2 separate regions of the Homo sapiens genome follow, and region 1 is linked to region 2. The links are chromatin loops, found by intact Hi-C in ENCODE. Cell type or tissue: ovary. All regions are shown on one strand. Each heading gives the region's core, and the rest is flanking DNA. Links, peaks and the distances in the headings are about the cores only.

Region 1 (2,923 bases), core at 159-2,658, 52 kb before region 2:
GACATGAGTTGAGAAGATTAAGAGCTACAGCCTCCCCAGAACTGACACAGCAAGGTGAGAGGGGAATATAGGAGAAGCAAAGTGTGATGCCATCTCCTGGGAGTCAGCAGGAAGATGCAGCTGAATCTTCTAAGACGTCACCAATGACTTACTCCTCTAGATTAAGAGTTCCTCGTCTGCAAGGCATGTTTAGCAACTATTCACGTACTTGGAGTTCATGGACAATGAGCAAGAGCAGCCATCATGACCATCCAAGGGCAAGACTGCAACATGGCTCAGTCATGAAGAAAGTGTTCATTTTTCTTTTTTGTTTTTTTCCTTTCTTCTGTCCTAACATCTAAGAAATTACTTGCAGGAAGAACTGTGTAGAACTCTCTGAGAGCCAGTCCACACAACACAGATCCTCACTACAAGACAATAAAACCCCAGTATTGGTGGAGGAGAGAAGCACTACTTTGAATGTAATATGAGATGAAAGTTTTAAGTTGAAAGTACTGGATCTTAGAAACCAATATAAAACCACTTAAATAACTAACAGCAATAGAATTTCTACAACCAAGCCAAGCTATCATTAAGTGAGCCACTATCCGGGATGAAAAGTGAACTCAACATGACATGGGGGCAGAGATAAAGAAAGTAAAATGTTTCAACTTTATATATCCAACAAAATGCAGTTTGTCAATAAATTGGTTACATATATTGAAGTATTATATATATAAGTGAAACCCAAAAAGATTCTAAGTTTAAACTTCCCCTAGTTTCTCCCCACCTAACTGGTTTGTAAGCCAAAATTGACCACTGAAAAAAATTAGGTTCCTAAAACTCCTACACTGATCACAGCCTTCTCCATGACTAATTTCATATAAAACTTCTCATCTCATCCTGCTCCAAGCCATGCGAGTTTTGTGCTTTTGACTCACCTTTCCATTTACAACTTCATTTAGCTCTTAGACTCAACATTTGGCACAGCTTCCCTGGACATGACCTTTTGATTCTCCCTTCAAATATGATTCACATTTTCCTTCCAGTTCCAGAGCCTTCAATCATCCTGGGTCAATGTCTCACCTGATTTAATTTAACATCTGGGCTTGCAGGCTTCAGTGCCACCCCAGACTGCCAAAGCTCCCATTTGTGTTTTTTATCTAGACTAGGCCTAAGGAGTCAGACCATGCTAGAACATAAAGAGGGCTATTGCACGAGGGGGACAGTCTTTTTTTTTTTTCTTCTTAGATCCTAAGTTAGTAAGTTTGATGTTGTCTCCAACCAGTGCCCAGATCATCCCATATCTAAGGAGTCATTGCCTGGAAAGTATCAGACAGGGTTAGCCTCATTAGCACCAAGTACCATCCAGCACTGAGATAGTTAACCAGAAACATGTTCTAGCAGAAACCTAAGGTTTCATAGATAAACAAAAAGCCACTTAAAATGAGGATATGTGGATGGGGACTTATAACAAAGTACTATAGATTTTAATTTTAACTATATCAAATAGAAATGTAAATTTATTTACTAGTCTTATAATAATAAGGCCACAATTTTTTCTTTGACTCTTCTGATCAGAGTTCTGCTTAGTTCTTACTGTATAAACAATACACTTTCAAGCATCACCCATGATCTCTGGTTTTTGTTTCTTTAAAGTGAAGCCAGAACTTCAAGTCATTTATAAAGAAAGCTACATGGAAAAAAAAAAAAAAAGCTAAGTGCAGAATTCTAGATTTTTAGATTTTTTGTCAACATTTTTGTAGTGGTCTCATAACTATAAAATCAACAGCAGCTTTGTAAAGTAATCCATCTTTACTGAGTCCTTCAAAAATATTTCAAGTTTGTTTTCAAATAAACAGCAAACATCTTTTCACAATCATATTCTATTGCTTTATATATTAGCAAATTAAAATTTACAATTATAATTTCAAGTACAACTAGAATAAACAGGTTTTGGAATAAACTCAACTGGCTCTCTCAGTAAGCATACAATTTTTTCTGAGCATAATTGTACAGGCTTACTAGAAAGTAGCCTGCTAGTTATAAGTACTTGCTCTGCTAAGGGCATTAGTTAGAATGTCTTAGAGGGAATGAAAAACATTCACTAATCTGGCAAGTCAATTAAACAGACGCATGTTAAAAGAGCTTCTGCTATACACAATAATATTAATAATGATCATTTATAACATGCTTTATTGTTTACAGCATGCTATCACACACATTACCAGGCACACACAAAACACTCTTTGTAAATCCCCTTTTTACAAACGTTTACTAAATGTAAAAAACTAAAATTAAATCAAACGATGAATAGTTATTTTTATATTTATTTCTCATTCGTTTTACTTCACTTTAATTGCAGTGTCTTTAATAGCTTTGATCTTTCTCCAATTTCCTGAAATCTTCCCCATTTCAACAACTGACACAATTTAAGGTTTCTAGTAAACACAAAAAATGAGAAACATTGACATTGAAAAATAAATAAGTCAGTGAAAGTGATGATATGTTAAGAATTAAGATACTTCTATAGAATTGTATATTTAACTTCTTAGAATCAGGGAAAATTTCATGAAAAATGAACTCCAGGCCAGGTGTGGTGGCTCATGCCTGTAATCCCAGCACTTTGGGAGGCCGAGATGGGCAGATCACGAGGTCAGGAGATCGAGACCATCCTGGCTAACACAGTGAAACCCTGTCTCTACTAAAAATACAAAAAAAAATTAGCCAGGCGTGGTGGTGGGCACCTGTAGTCCCAGCTACTCGGGAGGCTGAGGCAGGAGAATGGCATGTGAACCCGGGAGGCAGAGCTTGCAGTGAGCCGAGATCGCGCCACTGCACTCCAGCCTGGGCGACAAAGCAAGACTCCATCTCAAAAAAAAAAAAAGAAAAGAAAAGAAAAAAAGAAAAATGAACTCCATATTACACTTGGAGTAAAATAATG
Region 2 (2,923 bases), core at 330-2,829:
CTATGTTGGTGTGTGTGTGTGTGTGTGTATGAGAGTGCATGCATGTATGTATGTTTATATGTATACATATGTATATATGTACATACATGTATATATGTACACACATGTATGTATGTACATATGCATGGTATATTTATTTGATGTAGGGATGTTCTAGAGGAAAAAAAGCAAAATTGTGAAGGTGATGCTTCCTTTAACAGTCCCCAGTCACCTGTTCTATTTCTTCTTATTTCCTCTCTCTCTAGTCACCCACACCAACCCCTAGGGAGCCCAGAGTCTTCAAGCCTCTCATTTGTGTATTCCCTCTCCACCCCCAGGAAAGCTTATCTCCTTATCCCTGATTCACATAAATATCCTTCCTATGGAACATTTTAATTTAGACAAGCTAATATAGCCCTAAGCTGAAAGATAAATTCCTGATAAAGGGAGAACTTCAGGAATGAAATAGCAACAATTCAAGGGTAGTCTGAGGGTGGGGGCTAGAGAAACAGGAGACTTGTCCTGGCCAAGCTAAAGGTAAAACAAAGAAAGCATGAGCCTGAACACCTGGAGAGTAGTTTTCATGCTACTTTGTAGTCCATTGAACAAGTCACTTTCACATCCTCTTGCCGCAGTCGGTCTGTCTCTTTCTGTCTTCTACAGCCCTCGTAATCACCTCAAATGGATCATGTGTCCAGTTGCATAATTACTTATTAGTTACTTGTTTCTGACCCTCTCACTCCCTAGACTATGAGTACCTAAAGTGAGGGGACCATGTCTTCCTAGCATGGTGCCTAGCATGTCATGAGTGCCCACAAGGGTGTTGAGTGCTTTTCAATGAATTCAACAATTCTGTGTCAGTTTCTTCCCCTGTAAAGTGGAAGTTTGTCCATTTATCCACTCACATACTTACTCACTATTCACTGTACAGCCTGCAAGGTTAAGTGTTGTATGAGGCACAGAGATGCATAATCTGCAACTTACGTAAAACAATATTCCCTGCCTACCTCTCAGAATCATAAAGAATAACAAAAAGATCATGTGTATGAATGAGCTTCAGAAACTATAAGTGCTACCAGAGGTAAGGGACGATGTTACTTTTACAACCTGTGCCATGCTGATGCTGTGTGCTCTCCTGGCCCTGCAAGTGTTATTTTTGCAGATTCCCCCGGTCTCCCTTCTCTGTGGCTCCCAGCAGATGTATTAAGTGTAATCTTGGAACCGTTCCAGGTTTGCTCTTTAAGACTCAGAATGTTCAATATTTCCTTCACGGAGCAGGCCGCCCTGGCCTGGCCTGGCGCCAGGGATTCTGACGGGTGCAACCCTCAAGCATCCCTGGAGTCTGGGCCCCAGCCCCAACTTGTCCAGGTTCCACGGGGCTTGCTTGGGAAGCAGCGACAAAGCCTGAACAGAGACTGCCACCGCAGCCCCACCAGCTTGTATCCAAGATGATCTGCTCTCCGACTCCCTCCAGTGCAGCAGCTGAGGAAGGGAAGTGGTACTGCTGCCTGTTCGAGCAGCCTGGGCCCCTCAAGAGGCAGGTGGGGCATCTGGGCTTCCCTGAGGCTCTGGCTTGGTTGACCACGGAATTAGTACTTTTGAAAGGTTTCCACAGGAAAATGAAAGAACAGCAGTGAGCTGAGTCCCCTGGATGTTTGCTGGGCTAATATCATGGAAGTTGACCCCACCTGCATAGTGTGGGTGATGAGACCCCATCTGGTTTTGCAGCGAGAGCTGCCTCCCTGTGACTACTAAGGGCTAAGGCGTCCTCTTTTTTACAGTGCCAGCACAAATGGAATCCATATCCTTCTCCAAACACTGATGGGGAAGGATGGGATTCTCAGGAATCTTTGGGAGCACTTCCTTTTGGACCCCTGTTCCCCTCCCCTCCTTCTTTTTAATTAATTTACATAATCACTTGCACAGGCTGAACACATGTGACACATTCTGGACTCCTGTTTGCATTTGAACAGGAATTAGATTTGTGCTTTCAATTGTCGTCTTTTTCCGACTTTTCCCCCACCCTTTGTCTTTTCATTTTAGCCTCCCATCCCCTCCTGATTTTTCTTTTTTCTCCAACTCTCTCATACTTGGTAGATGACATGATCACTTGCAACCTCCCTCCATCAAATATCCACCCTCTATCTCAACCACAATTCAACTGAACAAGTACATTCTGCAATAGAAAGGAACAGAACTAAGAGTTGTTGAGCTCCCACAAGGCACTAGGCATGATGCAAAAGTCCAAAATACAGACAGAAAACCTCCCTGCACCCACAGAGCTCCCCTGCAGCCTGGGAGCCTGAGCTGGTGTTAAAGCATCTATCTCATGCGCAGGCCTCCTAAGACAGTGAAGATGTATTACAAAAGTAAGGACGAGAGGTCCAGAGAGCTTTAAAGAACATGAGAGCCAAAGCCTAGCCAATAAAGAAATTTTCCCACAGCAGGCCACTGAAAGATGATTACCTTCCCATGTGGAAAGAATTGCAGTCCCAGGTGTGTTCAAGTTCTGCCTTTAACTGACCTTTGTTGAGCTGTAATCTCTTCTGACCTCAGTTTCCTCATTTATAAACCAGGACAATTGAAACAAATAACCCCTAATGCCTCCCAGCTCTGAAATGCTTTGAGTCTGTGACTTCAACGACTTTTGTTTTGTGATCCATGTCATAATAAAATTACATTAAAATGGACTGTAGATACAGGTAAACGTTAGCTGTTATCTTTTTTTCAGGAGAGCAGGTCCCTGATTTTGTCATAATGGTCTGTGTTTGGAGCTATAGTGTTTTATGATAGTTCTCTGTATATGTACTGTGTCTGACTACCAAAATGCTGTGTTCCTTTAAGTATTTGAGTCCCATGCTAGTTGGAAAGACAGACCGTTATTCAGTCTGTAACCATTTTTACTGGAATCCTGTTCAGACAGAGCTTGAGCTGCTTGAGCTAA

The links. Hi-C counts contacts between places; a loop is a spot of excess contacts. Peaks named below come from ENCODE experiments on the same cell type or tissue, not always from the same donor. Only the 100,000 strongest peaks of a DNase experiment are listed, where the experiment ranks them.
Region 1: it touches region 2 in a loop (9-fold over the local background); 2 of 110 quality-filtered maps call a loop at or near these places.

The regions. Positions count from the first base shown.
Region 1 is chr11:121,813,191-121,816,113 of GRCh38, reverse strand. No RefSeq gene overlaps it. Among named protein-coding and RNA genes, the nearest start is that of MIR125B1, 290 kb to the left of the region's middle. In ovary, for the core only: no CTCF peak of the experiment used is centred there; no DNase peak of the experiment used is centred there.
Region 2 is chr11:121,761,422-121,764,344 of GRCh38, reverse strand. No RefSeq gene overlaps it. Among named protein-coding and RNA genes, the nearest start is that of SORL1-AS1, 310 kb to the right of the region's middle. In ovary, for the core only: no CTCF peak of the experiment used is centred there; a DNase peak (open chromatin) is centred at 1,390.